Linked DNA regions of Homo sapiens: region 1 is linked to region 2. The links are chromatin loops, found by intact Hi-C in ENCODE. Cell type or tissue: dorsolateral prefrontal cortex. All regions are shown on one strand. Links, peaks and the distances in the headings refer to the core of each region. The heading gives the core; the rest is flanking DNA.

Region 1 (15,302 bases), core at 3,838-11,837, 100 kb before region 2:
GAATTCATATCACCTGACTCTGGAACCGTCACAACTTACAGACATAAGAGATGTGAAATATCTTGGGACTTACTGTGTGAATGTGTGTGTAATTATATTATATGTACAATTACAAATATTTCAGGTACTTGAGATTATAAGAAGTAGATGTTTCCCAGATGAGGTTTTATTGTTTTTAAGTAAAAAATGTTCTGATTTATATAAATTAAGGTAAAAGGCATTGTGAAGTTTCAAAGAGCACAGGTGTTTGCTCTGTTGTCACCTGGGGTGGGGAGGAAGTGGTACATGAAAGGAGTATTCTGGGGAATGAGGGGTTCTGGTTAACTGAGGTTTTGGCTATTTTAAATTAAATCCCAGTTCATTATCCGTCTTGGTTTTGTAAATTTGTACAGTATGACAGATACTTTTTCTGCCTTAATAGGAAAAGCAGGGTTAGCCCAACTGAGTATATCTTGTGATTCAGGCTGTGGCAGCCATGCAGATTATTGTCCTGAAAATGAATCCCAGTGATCCTATTTTGTAAGGAAGCCCGAAGAGGTTGATTGTGAACATTATCTGAGTTTGATATTTGTCACCTCACTAGACACCAGGCTGTTTGGACTTTACTCTTATAAATGTCCTGACCATATGATTAGTATGTCAAATATGTGGCACCTGTATCACCATGCTCCAGTCTCCTTAGTCCACTTCAGACCTCACAAATAATCGACACGTTTTTTTCTGTCCAGCCCCAATGCATCCCCAGAGTCCTTCTCAACACAGCACTGGAGGCAGCCTGTACCCATGAGTTACAGTTGGCCCAGGAGATTTACACTACATGCTAACCCAACCCTTGGATACCCCCTGGAAGTTGATTCTCTTTCCAGTTTAGTAAATACGTATTGAACACCTACCAATAGCCTAAGTGTGCTGGAATGAAACCCTATTTTCCATTTACTCTGTATTTTATTCGTTCTTACGAATGTGAATGTTCTGCAGGCTTACTGAAAGTTTTAGTTAATTACTTAATGGGTACAATGTACACTATTTACGTGATGGATATACTAAAAGCCCAGACTTCATCACTATGCAGTATATCCATGTATCAAAACTGCACTTGTACCCCCTAAATTTATACAAATTAAAAAGAAAGTTTAATTTTTGGTAAATTAAAGTTTTAATAGTCTTTTTTTCTTTCTTTCTCTGTAATATACATCCTTTTATTCTGATTAATACCTTAGGGCTCCTGTCCCTTTTCAGTACCAGTGATGTAGGGTCTTTCTCCAGGTCTCCTGCTGTGATGCTGTCAGAGGAATACCTCCTTTACAAGGGGCTGTTTTCTGTAGGCATCCTCCTGGCAGTCCAGCCATTGGTTAGGTAGTCAGGGGATATGAAGTGCGTGCTCCTGGCACAGCAACTGCATAGCCCTCAGCTACAGCTCTCCCCTTCCCCTGACAGCTTATCCAGCAAGAGTCAGAACTTCATTTAAATCGCTGCCTGAGTCTATTACTTGCTTTTGAGTTCATCATCTCAGAAGTTGCCAGGAAAGCCTGTCAAGACTAGAAGCTTGCCACGGACTGGAAAGATGACACCCCCACCCTTGCATCCTGTGGAGGTTGGGCCACTCCGAAGTGCCTGCCTCATTAGGAAGGAGGGTGAAAATGCACAGCAAAGAATTCACGTGCTCCTCTCTCAACAGGAGCTTCGATTCTTGCTAGACTGGCTTCTGAAAGGGGAATAAGTAGAAAGCAGCATAATCACAGGGCCTGACTGATCAGAAAGCTTGAACCTGCCTTCTTTTCACTGTGTCAGTTTGGCTGCCTAACCAGCTGCCTAAACACTCACGTTGTTTGCCCTTGTAATGCTTAAAAATGGTTTTAAATCCTGCACCACTGAATTGCTAAGATGCAGCATCCTAAATGGTAACTATGATATCATGTGCTATTTTGAATTTTTAAAAGAATGTTACAGAGAGTGAGAAATAGCAATTGAGCATCTGCGAGATGTAAGGCGCTGACTTTGGCCCTGTGGGTAGTTTAAAATATCACAGCCGGTCTTTTGCACTTAACCAGTTTTCCAAACCAGATGTTTTTAGCTTAGGATCCCTGGACAGCAAAGGACTGGACAGAATTGATGAACTTTCTGAAATTTAATGCAAAATTTTCTGTGAATGTGCATATGTCCATTTTTTAAGGGAGAGGATCCCAGCTTTCATCAGATTTTAAGGGCATCAAGTCACCCGAAAGGTTTAAAACTGCTAAGTTGGCTGGTAGGTTGTTGTAAACTCATCCAGAGAAATCTCTACAGGTTAATGTGAGACTGGAAAAAATAATGTTTTTCTGCCCCAGAGCAGATAGCCCAGAGAAATGCAGCATTTTTCTACATGATTACCCAGGAGCTAATGTTAAACCCTGCGGAGCTAGAAGGAGAGAGTTACCTGATTTTCTTCCATTCTGTAGATGAGTAAATTGACGGTCGTGGTCTCAGATGCCAAGGCCATAGGAGTTCTTGTTCCTTCTATCTCTCAGATAGTTTTTATTGTTCACTCAACAGTTTAACAACCTTTTGAACATTTGCTGTGTGCTAGGCCAGAGTTTTTCAGTATTTCTGTACTTGAGGCGTTCTTTCAAATACTTGACATTTTGCAGTACAGTAACAGAATTAAATTACTACACTATAGTTATGGTACATTGTCAGCTGTAATATATTTTTCTCTACCTCATCTTAAGCTTTTGCATACTTTCATTTAATTGAGGACAAAGGCAGTCTTTCTTTAATGTGATCTTGGCCAAACACTACTCGTCATGTAGTTGAATCACATTCTACATTTTTGACATCATTGTAGCAATATACATTTTCAGTTATTGTAAAAAAATAAATATGAAAAATAAAATTTACGCTTTGGTCATATCTTGTTAGTAGCTCACTGGTTGCAGTTAGATTTCAGACTAAGTATTAGTCAAAATTTCAAAGAGCTACTTATTGAATGCTTATTATTCTAGATAAAGGATTTTAAAATTTACATTACAATGGGAAAAGGTATTTTAGACACACCAACAAATAAAATGGCGTCTGATGTTAAGGAAAAGATGTCTTTGGTTGATGATGGGAATAGTGAAAAGCAGACCAGCTCCTGAAGTACTGAGGGAAGGGTGTTTTGGGCCGAGGAGCAGCTGCTGCAAAGATCCTAAGAGAGGGAAAGCCTTGGCAAATTCAAAGGACAAATAAAGACTGCTGAGGCTGGAACAAGATGGGGAATAGAGTAGAACAAAATAAATTTGGGGAGAGAGGAACAGACCAGGTTATATAGGGTCTTGTAGGCTATGGTTAAGGAGTTTGTGCTTCATTCTCACTGTTGTCAGAAGTTAATGGCACATTTTAAGCAGGAGAGCTGAGTGTTATCATCATTGTTTAAAAAACAAACGGTGGTGGAAATTAGATTCTAGAAGGGCAGGCATGGAGGCAGGAAATTAAGAAGTAGGCTATTGTAGTAGCTCAAGCAGGAGGTAATGGTGAGTTGGAGTAGGATAGTAAAGATAGAGGTGGTAAAAAGAGATAATGAATAAATGACTAAGACTCATCCCGTGCACCAAGGAAGTCCACGGTCCCGGCTCCTCCTTGTTCGTTTCGTCAACTATGCTAAAAGTGTGTAGGCGTTGCTACATCTAGCAGGCTTGGGACGCAGTGCGGGGGCTGGGATGGAGGAGGGGTACATCCTTCAACCAGCACCTTGTCAAATCGGAGTAAAACAAATTTTTTAATATTTTCAAAACCTTACTCCTGTAGACATGTGAATCCAATTCATCAAGGGCTTCTTTCCAAAAAATCATGAAACCAGGAAATGATATTTTCTTTCTGTGTACTTTCCTCCTTCCTTTCACTGCTGTAAGAATGAGGAAGCGAGTTGTAGCTCAGAACAAAACCACAAAAACCTTTCCATAGATCCAGCTCAAATCAGGGAAATCAGCATCTCACTTTTGCTGCCTGTCCCTCCTGTAGAAAACCCTGAGAATTTTGTTTGTTTTGTTTCTTTCTTCGGACTTGACTAAAGCCAGGTCTCTCCTGAAAATAATGTCTTTCCCTGTTGTGTCTAACTCAATCTGAATTGAGGGGCTTTACATCCAGCATTGGTGTCTGGTAAACCTCCAATCGCTCGATTCTCTTGTTTCGCAAGTCCACTGGGGTCGTCCGGAGCCTCTGGCCTCCTTTGCTGAGCAACATGGATTTCTGGGAAGTTTTTCCCTCCAGCACTTCAGCACAGATATTAAAGGGCCCCTGTCAAGTTTTGAAGGGTGTGACCATTGCCAGAATCACCACAAGCCAAGCCCCTGAGGGATTCCGCTGCCAGCTGGCTCACGTCCATACCAGAGATGGCTGAATTTCTGTGGTTCTCTGTGCATGGAGCTGGCCCAGTTCCCCTGGATGAAAGGCGGCCTAATATAAACTGAAAATGTTATTAATAAGCAGCCACTTAAGAATTTCCTATGACTTGCCAGTGATTTGGGGGCCTCTCTGTGAACAGGGGAAAAAGCACATCTTGTTTTACATGGATTAAGGGACCAGTGCAGCCAGTCTGGAGGGGCTGCCAAAAGGTATTCAGGTGTTTGGTGAAGGGCTTTGGGTAAGTTCCACAAACTCGTTGAGCCTTGGTTGTCCTATCTGTAACATGAGAAGGATAACAATAATTTTCTTCTCATAGTGTGGTTTGAGGATTAATAAGAAAAGCGTGGAAAGCGTTTGACACAGAGCTTGGCACATACTCAGAAAATGTTTTCTGAAAAAAGTTGGAGAAATCACACCCCCAAAATGAAGCCAAACTGACCTTATGCCCCTGGGCTCAGGGGAAAATGAGTAAACTTGGGGTTCCAGATACCTCCAGCATTCAGTAGTAACCACAGTACTTGGCTTCTCTGAACTTCACTTTCTTCATCTATAAAGAACCCCTGCTCTTCTGACTAACCTTGTAGAGATTATTGGCAATTCAAAAGTTACATGAAATGAAAGGGCTTGGTAACTCTAAAGTCCTTGATTCATCCGACAGGTCATTAATTTACTGTCTAACCTGTCTGCCTTATTGCAACTTGGTATGAAAAGAAAGTCATGGCCGGGCACGGTGGCTCACCCCTTTAATCCCAACACTTTGGGAGGCCAAGGCGGGTGGATTACCTGAGGTCAGGAGTTCGAGACCAGCCGGGCCAACATGGTGAAACCCCATCTCTATGAGATATAAAAAATTAGCTGGGCATGGTGGCACATGCCTGTAATCTCAGCTAGATGGTGGAAGGCTGAGGCAGGAGAATTGCTTGAACCCGGGAAGCGGAGGTTGCAGTGAGCCGAGATTGCGCCATTGCACTCCAGCTTGGGCAACAAAAGAAAAATTCCATCTCAAAAAAAAAAAAAAAAGAACAAAAAACAGTCATTAGTATGACCTTGAAGGATTAAAAACTTGGTCAAGGATACATAATCCTTTGGTAGGGATAATAATGAAATTACCTTGCTCAGTCCAGCACACCTTTAAGTGTACACTAAGGATTTGCTAAGATTTATCAAAATGAATTGTTCACCACCCGTCTGTTTTCCATTGATCTCTTTCCATCCTAGCTGGAAATAGATTAGTAGGGTCTAGGTTGACTTCTAGAGAACAAGAACCCTAAATACTTTTGTTTGTTTGTTTGTTTGACTTTGTATCCCTAGACATAGGGTAGGACCTAGCACACTGGCACATAGTCAAGTTTCATTATACCAAGAATGTTGTATATATTAAGTTGTTAAATCCTAGTGGCAACTCAGTGAAGTTAGGATTTGAGCCCAAGTTATGGTAACCACAGAATCTAAGATCCTAACCCACTGTGGTATACTGCCTTTAAGTACTTAGGGAATATTTTATGCCTCAGATCTTGTCTGTATAAGTTTAGCCAACCTCGTCCACAAAGAAGGTAGAGACTAAACAAGTACTTCAGCAGGTGGCATGGAAGAGAAAAGCAAACGAAGAGGTGTTTTGTGGAGTCTTCTGATCCTTGCCTTGAAGTTTGGAGATGAGGTGTGTTAGAATTCAGTTTTCATTCATTTCCTCAGAAATTGGTCCCCCAAAGGATTTATCTGGAAAGGAGGGGCTCTTAGAACTTGCTCTGATAAATGTCCAATGAAGCAAAAGTGTGCATGCCATAAAATCACAGGTGGCATGTAGACAAAGTGAAGTGGAGAAATATATCTAGAAGGAGTAACCAACTCTATCTACCATGGTTTATTCTTTGCAGAACAGCAGGTCTGACAGGCAGCTGAGGAAATCGGAGCTTTTCTAGATACCCCACAGCCTTGCACAGGGATACAGTGATGTGGGGATGCAGGTAGTAGTGTTGCCATGGAGACACCATCAGTGGCCAAGCTCTTCTCCTTTGAGGGCTCACTCCGTCTACTCATCACGAAGTTGAATTAGCTCTCTATGTGCTTGGTAGGCAGATTCCTCACTGGCTTGTGAACGCTTTTAAAATAAAGCCAAAACTCCTTCCCAGCTGCCATCTTGTTACCATCCTAGACTCCTGTCAACATCTCAGTGACAGCATGTTCTCTCCCCCTGCCATGACTTTATTCACCTGTTAGGACTACTTTTTCATTATCTTTTTTCCTAGAAACCTCTCCTACTCAGTAACCTTTGGGTCCAGCTTCCTCAAGCAGGCCTTCCCTGATCTGTTGTTAACCAGGAACCTTCTGTAGCACAGTGGCTAACACATTAATGATGGCCTAACAAAAGAGTCGCAGTACCAACCACTTTCTTTGTTTTAAAACTTTTTATTTTGTAAAATTGCAAGGTTAGATCAAAGTTACAAGAATAGTATAACAAACTCCCAAACACCCTTCTAGATTTTTCTGTTAATATTTTGCCACATTTGTGCTGCTTATTCTCTCCCTCTGTTCCTCTCTCTTTCCACACACACAGGCATATACACATATCATTTTTGTTGAACCATCTGAGAATAAATTGCAAACATCATCCCTTATCTGTATACATTTCAGCATCTTTCTCTTCAGAACAAGAACATTCTTTTAAATATCTTTTTCACAAGAACTCTCCACTTTGAAATTTATGGTCTAGCTATTTCTGGCTGTATCATTGTGTCAGATAGAAACTCCTTTTTATTTTTTTAACTCCTTGCAACACCTACCACAATGCATGGTACACAGTAAATTTTCAGTGAATTATTGTTTAATAAATGAAGTTGACTGCCACAAGTATTTCGGCATTGCCTCTGTTCCGCCTTTTGGACTCATGGTTCCTGCTTCTGTAGAAACTCTACCTTGTTGGTTGAGCCTGCTTGTCTTGCCTGTGGGAGAGGGCAAAGAGCACCAAGGAGTGGTCTTCAACCAATGGCTGTTGAGAGTTGGTTGATAAGTACCCCTACTTCCTTGACTCTCAAGGGGAATGTATCTGAGGAATGTTCTGTACTGTCTCCCAGAGGTCCTCAGCTGAAATGAGTTCTGGTTGCTCAAAGCTGCTACCTGTTCATTAACTTACACTCTATTGGCATCCTACCCTTCCCCACTTTCATTCTTCTGTTCCCTGTCAGGCCTTTTTGGGATCTTCTCCCACAAGATTCAGATACCTTCCAAGAGTCTGATTCTGGGGAAAACCAATCTAAGATACTGCCCCTCAATGACTGAGGCATCATTTCTGCAAATCAAAATACAGTAAGAGATCTTTAAATTATATGTTTCCAAGCAAAGTCACCCAGGAGGCTTATTTTTAAAAGGGAAGGAATTTCCACTGCTCAAAAGTTACAAGATAAATTAGTCTAAAGTAAGGCACTGCATATAATTCTTCATTGAAGCATGAATTGGCATATTAAAAAGAGGAAACAACTGCCCCTGAAAATTACCCTGTACCAACTTCAGCAACCCCTGGGAGAGAGAAGCACTTCTTGGTGCAGATGGCCAGAGCCGCTGGAGCCCAGCCGGAAGGGAGGGAGTTGGATAGGACCAGGCAGTGTGGTCTTGGCACTCAGCACACACCAGCCTCATACCCAGCTGGCCCCGTCACAGTCTCCGCCCTTGAGCTTCTGTGTTTATTAGGAAACCATTTTTCCTTTCTCACAGAGATAGAAATCTTGCTCCCAGACATGGCAAGTGTCAAGGTTCATGCCTGGGTCCCTCATTCAGACTGAGTGTTTGCCAAAAAAGGGGAAAAACAAAGTATTGTGGCTAGGGGCAGGGAGTTAAGGAGCCAGTAAGACTGCAAATAACAGGATATGCTGACGTCTGGGTATCAAGACAGAGGGATATAGAAATTCCAAGGAGAAACGGGTTAGGGAGGACGCGAAGTTTCCTACACCCACTAAAATGGCACCGTCCCCTGAATTTCACATCTGTGCTTGGGCTTTGGGACAGGCAGTGGCCCAGCCAGTTTGGTCACTGTCATTAATCTAGACAGTGGTGGAGGAGGAGGGAGGCCACAATATCACCTTCTGAGAATGACTCACACAGTGCTCTTCCCCACCTCAGGACCTGTGTGCTCACTTCTTCTCTGCCGGGAAAACTCGTACTCTGATTTTTCTCATATCTGCCTCATAGTCTTCTCATCACAACTCAAATGTCACTTCAGTGGGAGGCCCGTCCTCACCCATCCTCAGTTCCTCTCTTTCTGATTTCCCTATTTCTGTCATAACACTTATCACAATCTGTAAATGGCAGGTTTATCTGTTTGTTTACTTAACTGTTGAGTGTCTTCCTCACTTGGTTCAAAGCTCCACGAAGGCAGGCATGTTGTCTGTCTTAATGACTGTCGTGTGCCCAGCATCTTAGTGCAGTGCCTAACACACAGTAGCTGCTCAGTCAATGTTGGTGGGTGAGTGGGTGGGCAGTTGGTTGGTTGGTAGGTTGGTTGGCTGGATGGATAGGTATGGATGTATGTATGGATATGAATGGATGGATAGATGGGTGGATGGATGGATAGATGTGGATGTATTTACAGATATGAATGGATGGATAGATGGATAGATATAGTTGTATGTATGGATATGAATGGATGGGTAGATGGATTGATAGATATGGATGTATTTATGGATATGAATGAATGGATAGATGGGTGGATGGATGGATGGGTAGATATGGATGTATGTACGGATATAAATGAATGGATAGATAGGTGGATGGATAGATAAATATGGATGTATGTATGGACATGAATGGATGGATAGATGGGTGGATAGGTGGATAGATATGGCTGTATTTATGGGTATGAATGAATGGATAGATGGGTGAATGGATGGATAGATATGGATGTATTTATGGGATGTATGTATGGATATGAATGGATCGATAGATGGGTGGATAGGTGGATAGATGTGTATGTATGTATGGATATGAATGAATAGATGGGTGGATGGATGGATAGATATGTATGTATTTAAGGATATGAATGAATGGATAGACAGGTGGATGGATGGATAGATATGGATGTATTTATGGGATGTATGTATGGATATGAATGAATAGATAGATGGGTGGATGGATGGATAGATATGGATGTATGTTCGGATATGAATGGATGGATAGATGGGTGGATGGATGGACAGGTAGATGGATGGATATGGATGGAATAAGAGAAGGAATATTTTGACACTGTACCTAAAACAAGGTAGGAGAAAGCACTGGTTTTAGAGTCAGATGACATAGGTCCTTAACTTCAGTCAAGTCACTTATGAGTTTATCAGCTAAATTTTTATATCTGTGAAATGGATAAAAATGCCAACTTTATAGGACTGCTGAGAGAGAAATGAGATAAATTAAGTGAAAATTATTGAATATTATAAACCTTCACAAGTATGAGCAGTTGTGTTAACAGTAGAACATAGCTGCTCTGTTCACCCCTCACCTGCCATCCTCAGTCAAAGCACAGGTTGAGCTAGAGCAACAGGAGTCAGAGCCTGGAGGTCACACCTGCCACCTGGAGGCCTTGATCTTTTGGAGCAGATTTTTACCTCTTGGAACATTCCCATTTGATTTCAGGCCAGCCTCTACGAATATATTTTCTTCCTTCCTTTCTGGCGTTCTGACTCTCCGCTTACCCCTTTTGCGAGGGATGTATAAGGTAGGAGCTGAAGCCCTGTGTGGGGGTCACATGATCCATACAGTTCTTGAGGAGCGTTGCTTGTGCTTTTTGTGATAGCTCAATTTTAACAACTCTGACCTGTTCAAGGCAGGATTATCTCAGCAATATCTTAGGGCAGGCAGACCTTGCTTCCAGTTCTTACAGACTCAGTGAAACACAACCGGGGAATGCCTTTCTTGCTAACAACAGCCACTGTCCTTTCATTTGCTTACCTTTTCTAGGCAGCCTGCAGTCTAGAAAAAGCTCTCTTTACCCAGACACCTAATTCCCTCCTAAAACCTGACGGAGGTGTTACTAAAGGGCAGTACACTTGAGAAGAATGTTTGGTTCATTTTAGGCTGGTGTTGTGCGTGCATGTGAAGAGTTGATGCTTTCATTGGAAACTCAGGGAAAATGGGCTACAGAGCAGATGGAGTAAGTCAGGCCGCTGCCCAGCTCCTCCTGCGTCAGCCTTTCCCAGAGATCTATTATATGGTTTGAAGTGATGTAAGTTATCGCAGCATTGGAGGTTATATGACTAGCGTACAAAGACACAATTCAAAGCCAAGTCTTAGTGGTTTTAAATTATCCGTGCCGCATCTCTCTCCACTTGCACAGAAAATTGCAAGTTGATAGCTAGTGAAATCTGGTTGTCAGATTTTTTTTTTATCGAAGGGACCTAACTTTTAACTCTGTGATACCCGTAAGTATATGTTATATGTAATTCCCACGTTGGAGGTATCTTTTACATTACATAAGTGGATTGTTGATCCTGCTGCAGGGCACCAGTTCAGAACAGACCCGCTTATCTGGATTGAATAATGCACATCTATTTGCTGAGAGTGTTGTGTGTGCATGTGTGGGTGGCTCTGGCTCATGTCTTGTCGTTACCGGCCAGAGTCTTATCCCCTGGCTCTGGCTGATGAGGAACACGTAGAATGAAGTCTGGTCTCCAGTTTCTTAACACTAAGGGAAAAGAGGACCAGCAGCTGTTTCTGTTTAATGGTGATTATCTTTGGGATTGTGAGTGTTTTGAAAATTTTTTACTCTTACTTCTTATCTGTAGTTTCTGATTTTTTCTACATTAGTTGTATAGTTGTATATTGCTTTTTAAGGATAAGGAAGTAATAACTTTATAATAAGTATAATAAGGAGGAAAATGTTTTCCTCTTTTTTTCTTATTAAGAATGAAAAGAGAGCTGGGCACAGTGACTCATGCCTGTAATCCCAGCACTTTGGAAGGCTGAGTCAGGAGGATTGCTTGAGCCCAGGAGTTCGAGACCAGCCTGGGTAACATGGTGAAACCTCATATCTACAACAAATACAAAAATTAGCTGGGCATTGTGGCATGTGCCTTTAGTCCCAGCTTCTCAGGAGGCTGAGATGGGAGGATTGCTTGAGCCCAGGAGGTCGAGGCTGCAGTGAGCCATGATCACACCACTGCCCTCCAGCCTGGGTGACAGAGCAGACCCTGTCTCAAAAAAATGTGTTCTTTTGCCTTTAGTGAGCTAGAGTCATGGAAGAATTTAAATACCTAGGATACATCTGTTATTTAGCAAAAAGCAATGGAGAGCTTTGGGTTATTTTAGCCCTTGTTTTAAACAAAAGTGTGTTTTCCCACCTCTGGCCTTGCCTGCCTTGGGCATAGCCATGTTGAATCCTATGTTGTGCATTCCTTGTCAGTCACTTGGTTTGTACTGGGGCTGAACCACTCTTTAAGCAGTCTGCCCCTTGTCCCTGTGCATGAAAGTGGCCTGAACCTGATCTAGCCATGGACTTGGGACAGAGGAGCCCACACCACAGGGGAGGTGGAAGTCAAGACAGATGGCAGGGCTAGCAACAAGAGACACTATTCTCATGTCTGATGTAGTCTTGCCTTTCACCAGTGCCTTTTCACACCCCACTGGGTACCCAGCTGAGTGGCAGGAGGGCCTAGTGATGCAAGAGGTTAAGACATGGTGGCAAGGAAGGGCTGGCATAGATTCTTTGGGACAGTTTGAAAATGTACATTGCCCAGAGTTGCTGAGACCATCGATTATATTGGTAAAACCCACACCTGTTTTTAAACCACACTCTACGGCACTCCTTTCTGACTAGGAGGCTACTACAGAAGAGTGGCCTTGAGCTGTGCTTGGAGGACCGGCTGCATCACAATCACCAGGCACACTGGTGAAAATGCACATTCCTGAGCCTGCCTCAGACCTATCCAATTATAGTCACTGGGACATCCTACTATTCCCCATGCATCTCCATGTAATGTCTTGGCAACCAGATATACAGTTTCTCACAACTAGAATTATTATTTATCTAAGAGTTTCATGATTAGGAATTATTTATTTCTTAAAAGCCGTTAATAGCCTCTATATTTTTTCTTCTTTCCATCTAGCAAATTACCAAGCACCTACTTCATATTTTGGCACATGCTAGAAATGACTTCGTGGAGTCTAGGAAATATGGTGGTTTTTAGCCTTGTGGCTTTGGAACCTTGAGAATTTCAAGGCCATGAATGTGCCTGGAGTTTGGGGAGGAGGTTGAGCTTAGGAGAAGTTGGGCTCATAGTCTTCTTCTCCACATCAACTTGGGCAGCCCTGTTTTCTGTTTTGAGTTTCCACTTATGAATTCTTTTACAAAATGTATTTTCCTCTTATTAAGAAGCGGGGGGGAATAAAAGAAACAGAAAAGTAAAAAACAGGCTTAATGATGTTTGCAATCCCATTCGAATCTCAATTTCTACAATTTGCTACTTGAACTTGTCAAAAATCATGTTCTAAAGGAAGATCCCTTTTTTGCCTTCATCCTATCACTTCTCACATAAAACAAGACCTTGTGGTTCAGGGTTCGGTGTTGTAAATAACCTGTCAAAATCTCAAGGATAAGTATTCCTGCCACCAACCCTGTCCCCAGTCTACTCATGATGAATCCTTTCAAGTAATGGCAGGCAAGTTAATTGGTATAGATTGTTAGTCATTTTCCAAATGATAACGGCCACTGGTGCAGATGACCAAGCTACTTGGAGATAGTTAAAGAGAGGGTCTCCGCCTGACAATACTGTGTATGCCATGAAAGGGCTAATTATGGCTGCTGAGATACGGAAGCCATGATTTAATGCTGCAACTTTGGGGTAGAGGATTTGCAGAGGTTGTTTTGGGGTAGAGGAGAATGCAGAATCTCCTCTCTCTAAATCATGCCTTATTCCTCAGAAACCTGTCATTCACAAACCCAATTATGTGCAGATAGAATGTCAACTCTGACAGAATGAAGCCAATGCACCCTTTGTATGTTTTTTTTTTTTTTTAACGAAATCCTGCTTTGCTAGCAGGTTCTATTTTCATAAATGTCTATTTAAAAAAAAAGCCAAATCATATATTTCCCCACACACTTCCGAATATGTTTCATTCAGGTTAAAAGCTTTAATCAGTGTGTTGAAAGAGAGCTGTTGGGTGTTGCTGTGTGCATTTTGCCAAAGGGGGAGAGATGCAGGAATGAAGAGAAATCCTCTTAGCATCACTTCTGACCCTCTGCCCCCTTCTGAGGGTCTGGGCCTTGGGTTCCCAATTTATACATGGAGGTTATTAAATTAGCCATTACCAAAGGTTGTCATGGAATCACTCAAAGGTTGAAAATTCTTTACAAAGAAAAATGTCTTGCCACGGGAGTGCCAGTTAATTATAAATGAGAAGTGGAAGGCGGGCAGCTAGCATGGAAAACAGATAAGGTCCTTGTGGCTTTGAGTTACTATTTAGGGTTTTGGTTTTTTTTTTCCTTTTCTTCCCCCCTCCTTGGTTTTGCTTTTGCGTGTGTGTGAGGTTTTTTGTTGTTGTTGTTGTTGTTGTTCAGAAGTAAAAGGGTATTCTGTGGTTGGAATCAGATAGATTTTCTATAAGTAACTTTTTGCTTCAGTGGTCAGTTAGAGCCTACTTTGAGTCCATGTTCTGCTCACTATTTAGGGTTGATCAACTGCTCTGAATAGTTCAGTTGCTTAACTGCTTACAAGCCACTTAACCACTCTGGGCCTTTGTTTTCTTCCGTGGGAAGTGGAGATAATATTTCCTTTCCTGGAGGACTGATGGAAGAGTCTAGGATCATGTATGTAAGGTATAAAGCAACTTAAATGCCAGGCATATGGCTCGGTATATGTCCCCTCCCCATCCTGACCTCCCATATCCTGCTTCTTTCTGGTTTTCAGTAGCACTTGCTGCCTTTAACATACTTTGTGATTGAAAGGCTTGTTATGTGTATTGTATGTTTCTCCCCTCTGAGAACGTAGGCCAAGAGGGCAGGGATCTTTGTCTTGGTTGGGTACCCAAGTACCTAGAGCAGGCCTTGGTACGTGGTAAGTGCTTGATAGTTATTTGGGTTTTTGTTGTTGTTGTTGTTGTTTTGTTTTTGTTTTAGAGTGTATGTGTGTGTGTGTGTGTTGAGACAGCATCTCGCTCTGTCACCCAGGCTGGAGTGTAGTGATGCGATCTGGGCTCACTGCAACCTCCACCTCCTGGGTTCAAGCGGTTCTCGTGCCTCCACCTCCTGAGTAGCTGGGACTACAAGTGCCCACCACCATGCCCAGCTGATGTTTTTTTTTTTTTGTATTTTTAGTGGAGACATGGTTTCACCATTTGGCCAGGCTGGTCTCGAACTCCTGGCCTCAAGTGATCCATCCACCTCGAGTTATTTGTTGAATGACCACATGGGGCCTCAGCCCTCCCCATCGTCTCTTTTCTGTTTATCCTTCTACTTGTCGATGCTCATTCTGGATCTGATTCTGCACTCCTCCTTTGTTTTCTTGTTATCTTTATTCCTTCTCCTGGATCCTCAGTTCGTTAAATCATGTCCATCCGGCATTAGTGTGCTCTTCCCTGCATAATTAGTATGTGAATAAATGAGTTTAATTGGTGGATATTTTGGGACTGAATTTGGTAAAAGTTTTCTACATTTTGATGTTCAAGTATGACTTTCTAGTAAAAAGCATTAGTCACCAAAGAGCTTAGTCAACTTACTTAAACACATTGAAACTTGTTTTTCCTTAAGTCATAAACTGGCATAAAAATTTCTTGGAGAAATAAACTGACTGCTTCCCAACAGACCTGACCATTGTGCAGTAGCTGATTAATTAAAGAGTTACTATTCAAATGAGCTCTGACTATTTTTAAAAGCAACAACCAGGGTTTGGATGGAACTTCTTTGAGTTGGAGATGCAAACGAGATCCAAGGTGTGCATTCTGTCTGGTGTATATTTCTGATT
Region 2 (15,302 bases), core at 3,966-11,965:
CCTTTTCTGTAGGTTGTCTGTTTACTCCATTGATAGTTTCTTTTTGCTGTGCAGAAGCTCTTTAGTTTAATTAGATCCCATTTGTCAATTTTTGCTTTTGTCGCAATTGCTTTTGGTGTCTTCATCATGAAATCTTTGCCCGTGCCCATGTCCTGAATGATATTGCCTAGGTTTTCTTCAAGGTTTTTATAGTTTAGGTTTTTACAGTTAAGTCTTTAATCCATCTTGAGTTAATTTTTGTGTAAGGAAGGAGTCCAGTTTCAATTTTCAGCATATGGCTAGCCAGTTATCCCAGCACCATTTATTTAGCAGGCAATCCTTTCCCCATTACTTGTTTTTGTCAGGTTTGTCTAAGATCAGATAGCTATAGGTGTGTGGCCTTACTTCTGTGTTTCCTATTCTGTTCCATTGGTCTATGTGTCTGTTTTTCTACCAGTACCATCCTGCCTTGGTTACTGTAGCCCTGTAATATAGTTTGAAGTTGGGAAATGTGATGCCTTCTGCTTTGTTCTTTTTTGCTTAGGATTGTCTTGGCTATTTGGGCTCTTTTTTGTTTCCATATGAATTTTCAAGTAGTATTTTCTAGTTCTGTGAAGAATCTCAGTGGTAGTTTAATAGAAATAGCATTGAGTCTATAAATTACTTTGGGCAGTATGGCCATTTTCATGATGTTGATTCTTCCTGTCAATGAGCATGGAATGTGTTTTCACTTGTTTGTGTCATCTCTAATTTATTTGAACAGTGGTTTGAAGTTCTCCATGTAGAGATCTTTCACCTCCCTAGTCAGCTGTATTCCTAGGTAATGTATTCTTTTTGTGGCAATTGTGAATGGGAGTTCATTTCCGATCTGGCTTTTGGCTTGACTATTGTTGGTATATAGGAATGCTAGTGATTTTTCCACATTGATTTTTGATCCTGAGACTTTGCTGAAGTTGTTTATCAATTTAAGAAGCTTGTGGGCTGGGACTGTGGGATGTTTTAGATATAGGATCATGTCATCTGCAAACAGGGATGATTTGACTTTCCCTCTTCCTATTTGGAGTGCCTTTTATTTCTTTCTCTTGCCTGATTGCCCTGGCCAGGACTCCTAATACTATGTTGAATAGGACTGGTGAGAGAGGGCATCCTTGTCTTATGCTGGTTTTCAAGGGAATGCTTCCAGCTTTTGCCCATTCAGTATGGTGGTGGCTATGGGTTTGTCATGGATGGCTCTTATTATTTTGAGGTATGTTCATTAAGTACCTAGTTTATTGAAAGTTTTTTACATGAGAAGATGTTGAATTTTATCAAAATCCTTTTCCACATCTATTGTGATAATCATATGGTTTTCGTCTTTAGTTCTGTTTATGTGAGGCATCACATTTATTGATTTACATATGATGAATCAAACTTGTTCCCAAGGATAAATAAAGTCTACTTGTTTGTGGTGGATAAGCTTTTTGATGTGCTGCTGGATTCGGGTTGCCAGTAATTTTTTAAGAATTTTTGCATCAATGTTCATCAAGGATGTTGGCCTGACTTTTTGTTGTTGTTGTTGTATCTCTACCAGGTTTTGGTATCAGGATGATGCTGGCCTCATAGAATAAGTTAGGGAGGAGTCACTCCTCCTCAGTGTTTTGGAATAGTTTCAGTAGGAATGATACCAGCTCTTCTTTGGACACCTGACAGAATTCAGCTGTGAATCCATCTGATCCTGGGCTTTTTTTGGTTGGTAGGCTATTTATTACTGCCTCAATTTCAGAGCTCATTATTGGTCTGTTCAGGGATTCAATTTCTTCCTGGTTCATTCTTGGAAGGGTGTATGTGTCCAGACATTTATCCATTTCTCCTAGATTTTCTAGTTTATGTACATAGAGGTGTTCATAATATTCTCTGATGGTTGTTTATATTTCTGTAGGGTAAGTGATAATATCCTTCTTGTCATTTCTGATTGTGTTTATTTTAATCTTCTCTCTTTTCTTATTAGTCTAGCTAGTGGTCTATCTATTTTATTATTTTTTTCAAGAAAACCAGCTCCTGGATTCATTGATCTTTTGAATGGCTTTTTTGTGTCTCAGTCTCCTTCAGTTCAGCCCTAATTTTGATTATTTTGTGTCTTCGGCTAGTTTTGGGATTTCTTTGCACTTGATTCTCTAGTTCTTTTAGTTTTTATATTAAGTTGTTAACTTGAGATCTTTCTAACTTTTTGATGTGAACATTTCAGTGCTATAAGTTTCCTGCTTAACACTGCCTTAGCTGCATCCCAAAGATTCTGATATGTTGTATCTTTGTTGTCATTACTTTCTAAGTACTTCTTCATTTCTGCCTTAATTTCATTATTTACCCAAAAGTCATTCAGCAGCAGGTTATCCAATTTCCATGTAATTGTATGGTTTTGAGTGAATTTCTTAGTCTTGATTTCTAATTTGATTGTGCTGTGGTCTGAGAGATTGTTTGTTATGATTTCAGTTCTTTTGCATTTGATGAGGAGAATTTTACTTCTGATTGTGTGATCTATTTTAGAATATATGCCATGTGGTGATGAGAAGAATGTGTATTCTGTTTTTTTGGGTGGAGAGTTCTATAGATATCTATCAGGTCTGCTTGATCCAGAGCGGAGTTCAGGTCCTGAACATCTTTGTTAATTTTTTCTTGATGATCTGTCTAATATTGTCAGTGGGGCTGTAAATCCTGCCACTATTATTGTGTGGGAGTCTAAATCTCTTTGAAGGTCTCTAAGAACTTGCTTTTTGAATCTGGGTGCTCCTGTGTTGGGAACATATATATTTAGGATAGTGAGATTTTCTTGCTGAATTCCACCCTTTACCATTACATAATGCCCTTCTTTGTCTTTTTTGATCTTTGTTGGCTTAAACTCTGTTTTGTCAGAAACTAGGATTGCAACTCCTGCTTTTTTCTGTTTTCCATTTGCTTGGTAGGTTTTTCTCTATCTCTTTATTTTGAGCCTGTGTGTGTCTGCATGGGAGATGGGTCTCTTGAAGACAGCATAATAATGGGTCTTGGTTCTTCATGCAGCTTGCCACACTGTGTCTTTTAATTGGGTCATTCAGCCCATTTACATTTAAGGTTAGTACTGATATGTGTAGATTTAATCCTGTCATCATTATGTTAGCTGGTTATTTTGCAAACTTGTTTATGTAGTTTCTTTACAGTGACACTGGTCTGGGTACTTCAGTGTGTTTTTACAGAGGCTGGTAATGGTCTTTCCTTTGCAAATTAAGTACTTCCTTCAGGAGCTCTTGTAAGGCAGGTCTAGTGGGAACAAATTCCCTCAGCATTTGCTTGTCTGAAAAGGATCTTATTTCTCCTTTGCTTATGAATCTTAGTTTGGCCGGATATGAAATTCTGGGTTGGAATTTCTTTTCTTTAAGAATGTTGAATATTGGCCCCCATTCTTTTCTGGCTTACAGGGTTTCAGCTGAGAAGTCTGCTGTCAGTCTGATGGGCTTCCTTTTGTAGATGACCTGATCTTTCCCTCTAGCTGCCTTTAACATTTTTTTCTTTTATTTTGACCTCAGAAAATCTTATGATTATGTGTACTGGGGATAATCTTCTTTTGAAGTATCTTAAGAATGTTGGCCTCTCTAGCTAGGTTGGGGAAGTTCTCATGAATGATATCTTGAAGTATGTTTACTAAGTTGGTTCCATTCTCCCCATCTCTTTCAAGGACACCAATCAGTCATAGATTTGGTCCCTTTACATAATCCCATATTTCTCAAAGGTTTTGTTTATTCCTTTTCATTCTTTTTTTTTTCTATTCTTGTCTGCCTGTCTTATTTCAAAAAGCCAGTCTTCAAGCTCTGAGATTCTTTTCTCCAGTTACTCTATTCTATTAATACTTGTGATTGTGTTGTGAAATTCTTGTAATGGGTTTTTTTAGCTCTCTAAGGTCAGTTATGTTTTTCTCTATATTGGCTATTTTGTCTGTCAGCTCCTGCATTGTTTTATCATCATTTTTAGCTTCCTTGCATTGGGTTTCAGTGTACTGAGCTCAATGATCTTCATTCCTATCCATATTCTGAATTTCATTTCTGTTATTTTAGCTATCTTAGCCTCAGCCCAGTTATGATTCCTTGCTGGAAAGGTGATGCGGTTGTTTGGAGGAAAGAAGGCACTCTGGCTTTTCGTATTTTCAGCATTCTTGCCCTGATTCTTTCTCAAATTTGTGGGCTTATCTACCTTCAATCTTTGAGGTTGCTGACCTTTGCATGGTTTTTTTTTTTTTCTTAATCCTATTTGATGACTTTGAGGGTTTGATTTTGGTATGAGATGGATTCAGCTGACTGGCTTCATTTTGGGGAGATTTTAGGGGGCCAACACCCAGCTCCCAACTGCTAGACTGTGCTCTTACTCTGGGGGACTTGTATTGGGCCCCAGCTTTGTTATCTGGCTCTGCGACATTTGGAGTCCACTGCACTGGAGGTGCCAAGGTGTGGCAGCTGTAACAGTGCTAGCAGATGCAGGGGTGCCTACCTCCCTGTGGGTGTTCACCACAATGACAGAGGCAGCATAGCTGGGTGGAGTGGGGGGCCCCTGCTGGAGATTATGTGTGTGGTTGTACTGGATATGGTATTGGCTTGGGGCAGGGTGCTGGCTGGGGCAGGTTTGGGTGCCTTCTCTGTGCCCTGCAAGCAGGAGTGATCCCTGAGGGTGTGGGGGTGTCCGCTGTTCTCTGTGCAGTATTAGTATAAGGGCAGGGTGCTGGCAGGGGCAGGGCTTGCTGGCTTTATGCCCACCAAAGCTCCATCTGCAGTGGTGGCTGGGGGCTGGGTGGGTGCAGACTACACTCCAGTGTGCTGGCAGGGCAAGGAAAGCAAAACCTATCTGTGCAGACATGTGCCAGCAAAGTGATGTAGGGCATTGCCATGGGCCCCGGGGAAGCTGCAGTATGGGGAGGGAGCATGTGCATGGCTGTATAGGCCACACCTCACTGGACTTCTCCACCAGTCAGGCAAGGTTCACTGGCACAGAAGCTATGCTGTGGGCCCCCAAGGTACCCAAGACTGCCCTCTAAGCAGGTGTGGCCAGGCTGGGGCCCCAGAAGAGGCCAACAGACTAAGGGGTGCACAGGTCAGACCAGCCCCATCTGATGTGCAAGACCACCCTTCAGCGATCAGGTCCAACAGTTCTTCTAGGGCTAAAGTCTCTTATGGGAACAAGTTGAGTCTAGGGGAATGGCCACCCCTGCCCGTGCTGCACTGCAGACACCCCCACAGCAAACCCTCTGGGCTACACATCAGCTGGCTTGTTGCCCCAACACTTCCCTAAGCAGCCCTCCCTGCCACCTCAAGTGTCCATGGTGGTCAAGGGGTCCCCCTCCTTCTAGGGTTCCCAAGGCCTGTGACAAGAGCAGGTTGCTCCTTGCCAGTTCAACTCACCCATTCCCCCTGAGCTGTTGTTGTTCAAAAGTGAGTCCTGCTGCAGGGTAGCCCATGCAGGGTTCCCAGATTTCTATGTCTTGCCTCCATCCATTCTCAGTGCCCTCCTTCTGAAGATCTGTTAAAAGCATGCCAGTCATCTCAGTCCCTCCTTGGGAGCTGTTCCACTTGTCTCCGTCTAGTCAGCCATCTTGCCTTCTCCCCCTTTGCTCATTTTTTAATGGAGCTGTTTTTTGCTTATTCAGTTAAGTTCTTTATAGATTCTGTATATTAGGCCTTGTCTGATGCACAGTTTGAAAATATTTCCTCCCATTCTGTGGGTTGTCTATTTACTCTGTTGGTAGTTTATTTTGCTGTGCAGAAGCTCTTTAGTTTAATTAGGTCCCACTTGGAGGTTAACTTTTTTTGAGAGCCCAAAACTTTGTCTGTCCTGTAACTACATCACATTTGCACCCATTCATTGATTAATTCAGTTATCCTTCCATTTATTTATCCCCACCCTTTATTATCCTTCATACCATACACCCATCCATTTAAAAATTATTCCATCTTCTTGTCCATTGTACCCATTTATCCATCTGTCAGCCAATCTAGTAATTGGTTCTGTTGTACATGAGGTCATGAACTGCTGTCCCACAAATGGCACTTTATCAACCCCCACCTGTAGAGAAGGGAGATCTTGAGAAGCAAAGATCCCAAGCCTAAAGGAGTACATTGTATTTTGCCTCTTAAATCCATAAACCACTTTTATCCAAACATCTAACCCACCTCATCAAGTTGGCTGAGACCAGTGGGAAATGCATATGTCTAATGGGGAAAGGAGGGGTGTGGACAGGCAGGTATAATAAATGTGTAAATTTGGCCAAGGGTAAGAGCATAGGTGATAAAGGTCCTGGTGTATCCCAACTTAAAAAGGCAAAAGGAAATTTAACCCTTGAGATTAAATAAAAAAGCTTAGTGTGTTGGCCACCAGGTGGAACCATGTGTGCCAGCCATACAAGTCTAGTGTATGAGACGTGCCGTTGAGGAAGTGTGTGTGTGTTGGGATAGGGGATTGTGAGTTCTGCATGTTTACCTTTTACATTGTCATGAGTGCATTCTTGCCTCTCAGTTATAATTTCTCATAAACATTATATAGCTGTATAACAAATAGAAATATGCAAAAATCACAAGTGACACCTCAGTGAATTATTACACTGATGGTACCATCTCCCAAGTCAAGCAATAGGCAGTGCCAGTAACCTAGAAGCTCCCTCATGCCCCCTCCCAGCCGCTGCTCTTCCTTCCTCTCCAAAGTAAGCACTATTCTGACATCTAACAGCATAGATGATTTGGGGTGGATTTTAACTTTCTATAAATGGGATATACTGTACATGTTATTTTATATCTGGTATCTTTTACTTTATGAGATTCATCCATGTTGTTGCATGTAATTCATATTTATACAATAGAAAACTATACATTAATAAAAAGGACTGTTTTCATTGCAGCTGCTGGTTAGAAGCTGGGGAGTGTCACTGGATCTGTACTTCTCTCTGCCTCCTGCCCCCTCAAATCTCTGACTGCTAGCACTCTGGCCACATTCCTTTTACTTTTTGTATTCACAGTAATAAAAGGCAGGAGGTGGGAGAAGAGTTCTCAAGTAGCTTCTGTATGACCTTGGGCAAATCATCCAAACTCCCTTTTCCCACTTAGAAAGATTGTATAACAATGCCCAGCAATTTCATATATGACAACATGCGTAAAAGTGCTTTAAAAGTGACAGATAAATATGGAGTAAAGGACAGTAAGAAGATTGAACATTTCATTGGTGTCCCCGCACCAGCACTGTTCTAAGTACTTTGTGTTTTAACCCATTTAATACCTTCTCCCTTAGGTTGTATGATTATTCCCATTTCACAGATGAGGGAACTGAGCACAAAAGAGTCCAGGCCTGCCTGAGAAGGCACAGCTTCAAGGGACAGAACTGGAAGGTGAACTCCAAAGCCAATGCTTTCACCAGTCCCCTGTGCTGCCTCTCAGTTACTTTTTATAATTTTGCCAGCAGCACATGAAAGACACTTTTTTTTTTTTTTTTTTTTTTTTTGAGATGGAGTCTGTCTGTCTCCCAGGCTGGAGTGCAGTGGCACGATCTCGGCTTACTGCAAGCTCCGCCTCCTGGATTCACGCCATTCTCCTGCCTCAGCCTCCCGACACTTTTAAAACCCAGAGTGGACTAGGAAGAACCTCCGTGTGGCTCCTTTTCACCTTCTGAGCCTCATTCCTGCTGCTGTCCTCCTTGCTCACAATGTTCCAGTGTCATTGCCCCTCTGCTACATCTTAGAGCTCGTGGCACCTTCTCTAGTACAAAATATTCTTGCTCCCTCTGCCTGGAACACTTTTCCCTGCCCTTGGCTGGGTGGGCTCCTTCTCATCCTTTAGGTCTCCCCATAGTCATCACCAACACAGAGTTCTTTTCCAGCACTCAAAGTAGGTCCAGTCTTTATTCTCTGCCATAGCATCCCCTTTATTTCCTTCCTAGTGATTATTATCTGTAACGGTCACCTTGCTATGCTGACTTGGTTATCTGTTCTCCCTGCACTAGGTCATATCCTTCTACGTTGTCCTCTTAAAGGGCCTTGTTCACAGTTGTGCTCCCAGTGCCTGGCAATAGCAGGGCTTTGTCAAAGATCTTTGAAGCAACTCAGTGGGTCCCCAGGTTCTTGGCTGCCCACTCTCTACCACTTGGGAGCCATTTAGCTTTTGTCCTCCTGTAGTCAAGTGTTTCCCAAGTAAATACAGCATGGTCTGCTTGTTGACCCAGACTAATGGGTTCTAGAAAGCAGCATGGGGTCAGTGTAAACCCAGAGCAAACTCTGGCAAAAAAATCTTCAACTGGTCTGAATTTGTTGTGTATCCTTTCAATTAGCAATATGCTTTGTGGCAATACAACCAGAATCCCCCATGGAGCTGAGTGGTACTAGTTAAAACTGACTCCACATGATTCTGGAAGATGTCCCTTCCTGGTTTCCTCCTTCACTTTTACAAGTGGTTTTAGTTAAAATTGACTCCATCTTTATTGGGGTCACTGATTTATCCGGAAGTTAATAGGATGAGCAAGGAAAGGGATAGAAGGTAAGAAACCTCCAATCCACACTCAAGTTTTTATCTGACTTGTCCTTGTAACTGTACTGGGTCTGTCAGAGAAGTGATTCTAGTCCCATTATAATGCTTGTCACTCCCCAACCTCCAGTTCAAAGGCAAGTCCCTAGAATGAATGCTGCTAAAAAACAAAGCCGCTATTGTTGGGAAAACCAAGATCAGTCCATGACCCTCTTTGGAAGCAGCTGGTTGTAAAGAGGCTGTTATTTAGTTTGGGCCTAAACAGCCCATGCCTGACTGAGAGGGAAGGCAGGCCAAGCCTGGGGGTGGGAGTGTGAAGTAAGAAGTTATGCACACTCCCCTCCTCCCCCACCCCTGCCCCAGGGCTTGGCCTCCCCTTTCCCTTTCCCTTCCCCAGTGCAGCTGGCAGAGGAAATCATTCCTTAGACTACCAGCACTGATCCTGGTAGCACCAGAGCAGATGACAGATGTGTAACTGACTGCAAGCCAACTTGTGATCTGCTGATCACCTGAGACCTGCTAGATAGGCCAGTGGCTGGAGTAAGGAAGTAAAAGAGATACATCAAAAACTCAGGATTTCAAAAGCTTCAAACCTGCCAGGAAAATTAGACAGCAAAGGCCTTAACTGGGGAGTTCTTGATAGCCACTGAGAGAAAGGAATGTGAATTTTCTGAGAAGAGTTTAGAGAGAAAATAACTTTTAGAGTTCCCCAGTTTTGGGGACATACCACACCCAACCAGGCAGAGCCCTGATAATCCTTCTCTAGAAAGAAGGAGCGGCAACCCCCATCGTGACGAGGCTCCTGTCTGCAGGATGGGGTAGAGCAGGTTTAACTCACTCCAACAACTGGGTGGACAGGAACAGAGCTCCCCTTGGGCTATGGTCAAGCAGCAGGTGGAGGACAGGATCTGTTAGAGCAGCGGTCCTCAGTTGGGGGCGATTTTGCCCTCCAGGGACATTTGGCACTGTTTGGAGACATTTCGGGGCTGTCACAACCAGAGGGATGTGTGACTGGCATCTAGTGGGTAGAGTCCAGAGATACTGCTGAACATCCTGAAGTGCACAGGACAGCCCACCAAACAAAGAATTATCCAGCCCGAAATGTCAGTAGTACTGAGGTTGGGAAACCCTGAATTAGAGTCTCTGAGAGTGTGAGGGTCTTGTTTCCTGGAGTAGAAGCACCCTTGTGTTGCAAAGAAAATCGTCCTTGAAACTCCCATCATCTTGGTGTTCCTCTAACTCTCATGAACATGAGAATCACCAGGGATCTCGTTCAAATGTGGATTTGAATTCTGCAAGTCCGGTGAGGGCCTGAGAGTCTGCAACCAGCTCCCAAGGGATGGCATCGTGGCTGGTCCACAGATCACACTTTCGAGTGCATTCATATTGTCCCACTCTCCTCTTTCTGTCCCCACCCCCAGCCTTCTTTGTCATACTCTGTTTGAGCCATTCCATGCCCTGTCACCAAGAAACATGTGGTGGCGTTTAAGCTCCACTGCCCAGATGACAGTATCTCTCCAGCTGTTGCCAATTTGAAGTTCGGGATGTTGAGGAAATCGATTGACTTAGTTGGAGAAAGGATCCCAAGGGACCTGATCAAGCTACCGCCACACATGCTTCAAACAAACAAATATGTACCTTGGGACACTTTTTGCACGGTCTGAGAGGCTTCAACTGTGTAGCGCCCATGACTTCGGGGCTGTTCAGGCTTGCCGCAGCATGCTAAACCAGAGGTTGACAACCTGTGTCTATAAAGGGCCAGAAAGTAAATATTTGAGGCTTTGCAGGTCATACAGTCTGTCACAACTCCCCAAATCTGGAAAGCAATCACCAACAACATGCAAATGAATAGGTGTAGTTGTGTTTGAATACAAATTTATTTACAAAAACAGGCAGTAAGCTGGATTTGGCCCATTGCCACTGTAGTTTGCAAACCGCTGTTCTAAACAATTCCATTTTCTCCATGTTTCTATCTCAGCAAAAAAGAAAATAAAAATCATATAGGAAAGACCCTAATGAAAGGGAGCTACGTCATCAGTATAAGTTGTAAATGTCTGGAGGACATGGTTGAATAGATACTATTTCCTTTACTGCACAGAAATGTGAAATATGAATGCTTAAAAAAGTTATTTTTTGAAAGGCTCTGGAGTGCAGTGGTGTCATCATAGCTCACTGTAACCGTGATCCTACTGCCTCAGCCTCCCCAGTAGCTGGGACTATAGGTGCACACCACTATGCCTGGCTAATTTTCTGTTTTTTGTTTTTGTAGTTAGGGGGTCTTAGTATGTTTCCAGGGCTGGTCTCATACTCCTGGGCTCAGGAGCTCCTCCCACCTCAGCTTCCCAAAGCGCTGGGCTTATAGGAGTGAGCCACCGTGCCTGGTAATGTATCTTTGAAGTTGGCAGAAACACAGCTCTCTGTCTTCTGGTGCGGAGTGGGATAAGACAGGACAATAAATAAGGAACAGAAAGATGTGCCTAAAGTCTGCCGTTCAATCTTAGTCTTTTTCTTCTTTCTGGACTTGCATGCATACATTTTGCCCACAAAGACATGTGGGGGAGGGGAGCCAGCAAATATTTTCTTTCCGTTCCATCAGACCTTGAGCATTCTTTGAAGAACATTGATTTTCTCGCAGAGGCCAGTTTCTGTGAGACCTCCTATTTGTAGAGAGGGAAACATTTCTCAGACAGAAATGCCAGTGTACCATAGAATGCCCCAAATGCACCTTCATGCTGGCAGTTAAACCACAGAGAACCACAGGCTGAATTGGATGCTGACCTCTCTTTGTAGAAGCACAGCCAAGGATCTTAAGGGAACCTGCACCCCTGTGGTGCATGGACATTTGCGTAGCTCCCAGTCACACTGACCCTTGGGATATGGATAAATCACTGCGTTTAACTCTATCATCACCCTGAGCACCTCTCATAAAGCCTGCATTATTTGGCAGGGAAAAACCCTCTCTGTTAATTAAGAAAACAGAGCTCTGCTTGAGAGGGAAATGACCTGATATCTGTGTCTCCTTGCCATCAGGTGGGATTCTTCTGCCAGATCCTCCAGAGGATGTAGGGGTACTGATACTGCCCTGGACTATGTGCTGCAGCCAGAGTTCTCTGGCAAATTTAGCTTGCAGCTCCCACCTCCCTATCACACATGTGCTTGAGCACGCACACACAGACACACACACACCCCATGGCTTAAACAACAAGAAAAGAAAAATGTGTTTATTACAGGAGAGTAAGGGCATGTTAGAGCCCCATTAGGTTGGATTCTATTGATTTGCATTATTTTGACACTGTGTCGTGTTCAGCACAGACAAATGGAGTGAAGAGTTGAGCTTCGTCTGTGTAGAGGAGGAATCCCAGCCACGGTTTGGAGGCACAGATAATTTACAACAGTGGCTGGCGTTCAAGTGGATATCAGTGCATCAGGCCCTGTTTCTCAAATTCATTAATCCATACAATCATGCATTCAATGATATTTGTTTGCCTGTAACATATTTGAGTCTTTGCAGGTCATACAGTCTGTCACAACTCCCAACTCCAGAAAGCAACCCTCGACAATATGCAAATGAATAGGTGTGGTTGTGTTCCAATACAACTTTATTTAGAAAAACAGGCAGTGAGCGGTGAGCTGGATTTGGTTCACTGGCCATTGCAGTTTGCAAACTCCTGTTCTAAACAGCTCCATTTTCTTCATGTCTCTGCCCCAGCACATAAATAATAAATAATATAGGAAAGACCCTACTGAAAGGGAGCTAAATCATCAGTATGAGTTGTAAATGTCTGGAGGGCATTCACAGTCTTGAGGCATGCTTTCTTTCCTTGGGGAATTTTAGGCCTTACTAAACCTTCTTCCTGCATACTGAATACCAGGTATGAGGTCAGGGCTAGCAAACAGGAGCACAGTTTCTGCCCTCTTGGAGCTGCTGATCTGTCAAGAAGACAGAGATGAAACAACAACTACACAGATGCACCATAGTCATGATGAACCTTAAAAAGGAAAGATATATTTTTCCTCATCTAATCATCACTACAGCTTTAGTACTCACTTCCTGTCATTATGCCCATCTTACTGATGCATCTCAAGAGGTTTACAAATTTCCCCAAGTCACCCAGCCAGAAAGTAGCTCTCCAGTTCTGTTCGTAGTTAGAGGGGAAAGGAGTGCTTCTCAAGTTGGAGTGTGACCTGTGACAGTACAGTTCCATCTTGGGGACAGTATCAGCTGCTAATTTAAACACATCAACAGAGCTGTGATTAGTAAGGAGAAAACATTTCTGCAGTGCAGGGAGCTCATTATAAATCACGTGTACTTTGACTTTAAAATTGGAGAAACCCCAGATGGTGGGCTATATAATGAATCACCAGAGATGGAGATTGACAGGTGTGATCATGGTATTTTTTTCTGGATGTTTGGAATCCCACCCATGTGGATCACAGCACTGACCCACTCCAGGTTGGAGGGTGGTTGCTTTTTTCCAAGCTGTGGGTAACATGAGAATCCATTTACGTTTATTCCATGAGTATGTATTGAGCACCAAAGGGTACTGGGCACTGCTAGCTCTGCAAGAATACAGTGAAGAGTAGGGAGAAGATCCTGGCTCCCAGGGGATTCATTCAGCTACAAACTTACATATGACCTTAATAAGTCAGGGTGAGTAGTTTAAAAAAGGGTCAAGTGCAATAGTGAGTGGTTGGCCAGAAGACAACTAACTTTGCTACTTTAGAAGGAGTGTTCAGAAATGACACTGCTGAGGAGGTGACATCTACACGAGGACTTTAACAAACAGAAGTCAGGCATGCAAAGGGAAGAGTTTTCCAAGGCCTGCTGGAATAAGCTTATTGTTGTGTTTGGGGAGACAGGGAGGAATGTAAGCACAGCTGAAGCAGAGTTAAGCGAGGAGGAGTGTTTAGTTGATTATCTTGGAGAAAGAGAAGAGAGCCAAGTCACGTAGGGCCTTAAGGTCTGCGTAAGGATTCTAGATTTTGCCAGTAATGAAAGTAACCACAGAACTACCCTTTCTAGAGGCAAGTACACAGTTATTGCTCATCTTTGGTCAACATTGGCCTTTCTGTTCATGCCCTGCATGCAAGAAGACCCTGGAGGAAAATCTGAGTTAATGAATCAGAAGAGAGGCATTTCTCCTCTCTAGAGTGAGCAGGTAGTATTTCCAGTCCCACCCACACATAGTCCAGGGGAATGAATGGCTTACATTTAGGTGAAACTGATAGTAGATGCTGGGCTTGTGCAACAGGACCCTCCTGCTCTGATCAAGCTCTTTTGTTTTTCAAGGGGGTGCCTCAGGTTATCCCGAGCTTTCCCGGGATGCAGAAGCCTGATACCAGAAGGCAGTACACCTCCCAGCAGAATAGAAGCTGCTCTTCTTCGAGGTCACCTCCTCACGGAAATAGGAATCTGTTCACAAGCAGGATGCTCTCAAAAACATTTCACTTCTGGGCTTATGAAAGACAGGTTCGGGAAAACAGCATGCTGGGGAATTAATAGTATTTGCTAAGTTATTTATGCTGACCCTAATTCTACTCAAGAGCTAGGTTGGAAAGCCCTGCAAAGATCATTGTGTCCACCTTTTGTTTCTAGACATGAGTTTGAAGATGTTTTCTTTCCTTTCTTACTAGAGTTCATCCACTCAAACCACTCATTCATCATCTTAGGTTGTTATCCTCTCCTCTCTGCTTTCATATTGGGGAGGCTCTGGAAGTGATTAGGCTGTTGTAAATCGGCTTTTATGATTTGTATGTAAGAGATAAGCAGCAGAGTAAGCAAGCGATTGGAGGCCCCAGCTGCTATTGCCCTGACAGTTATCCCAGGAACGAAATTGAAACAAAAAATTACTGGAGTATATGATATTTAGCTGATTAATTTCTTTATAGGCATATCCAATGTTAAAATTTGACCCTTTAACAAACATTGTTTTATTTTTTATTTATTTATTTGTTTATTTTTTGGAGACAGGGGCTCGCTCTGTTGCCCAGGCTGGAGCACAGTTGCACAATCTCGGCTCACTGCAGCCTCCACCTCCTGGGCTCAGGTGATACTGCCACCTCAGTCTCCCAAGTAGCTGGGACTACAGGCACGCACCACCATGCCCAGCTAATTTTTGTATTTTTAGTAGAGACAGGGTTTCACCATGTTGCCCAGGTTTGTCTTGAACTCCTGAGCTCAAGCAGTCCACCCTCCTTGGCCTCCCAAAGTGCTGGGATTACAGGCATGAGCCACCACACCTGGCCAAACGTTGCTTTACTTTTACTCCATTTTATTGAGATATAATTTACACAGAATAAAGCAAACCAATATTAAAACTACATCTCAGTGAATTTTTACACATGTGTATTGTTTTACAGCCACCATCCAGATTTAGTTATAGAACAATTGCAGTGCCCTAGAAGCCTTCTTCATACCCCCTCCTCCCACTGCCCTGACCTGTATCACTATAGATAGCCTCAGCCTGTTCTTGAACTTCATATAAATGGAATCATACAGCACATATTCTTTTTGCATGTCCAAGCATTTTCTATGAGATACATCCATGTTCTTGGGTGTAGTTATTCGTTCTCATTATTGTGTAATATTCCATTTTATCAGGGTTTCTTCTGAGACTGTTGACAGTTTGGTTTGGAAAATTCTGTGTGGAGGCAAGGAAGCCATCCTTCACACTGTAGGATGTTTAGCAACATCTCTGGCCTCTACCTACTAGACGCCAGGAGAATCCCATCCTAATAGTGACAACCAAAAATGTGTCCAGATGTTTCCAAATTTCCTTCAGAATTAAAAACCATCATATCAGATGAATATATTCTAATGTT

The links. A loop is a pair of places that touch in the nucleus more often than their neighbours do. Peaks named below come from ENCODE experiments on the same cell type or tissue, not always from the same donor. Only the 100,000 strongest peaks of a DNase experiment are listed, where the experiment ranks them.
Region 1: a loop joins it to region 2, with 2.3 times the contacts of the local background. A loop is called at or near these places in 2 of 110 quality-filtered maps.

What each region holds. Positions count from the first base shown.
Region 1 is chr3:64,203,158-64,218,459 of GRCh38, reverse strand. The region is part of intron 1 of PRICKLE2 (prickle planar cell polarity protein 2); the gene reads left to right. Among named protein-coding and RNA genes, the nearest start is that of PRICKLE2, 15 kb to the left of the region's middle. In dorsolateral prefrontal cortex, for the core only: no CTCF peak of the experiment used is centred there; DNase peaks (open chromatin) are centred at 4,323 and 7,959; H3K4me3 peaks cover 1,226 bases; H3K27ac peaks cover 3,393 bases.
Region 2 is chr3:64,103,122-64,118,423 of GRCh38, reverse strand. The region is part of intron 7 of PRICKLE2 (prickle planar cell polarity protein 2); the gene reads left to right. PRICKLE2-AS1 (PRICKLE2 antisense RNA 1) reads right to left here. Exons shown (of 3, transcript NR_045697.1): 3 at 15,293-15,302. PRICKLE2-AS2 (PRICKLE2 antisense RNA 2) reads right to left here and starts at 14,954. Exons shown (of 4, transcript NR_046701.1): 1 at 14,920-14,954; 2 at 13,691-13,931; 3 at 12,529-12,705; 4 at 12,066-12,410. In dorsolateral prefrontal cortex, for the core only: no CTCF peak of the experiment used is centred there; a DNase peak (open chromatin) is centred at 8,773; H3K27ac peaks cover 475 bases.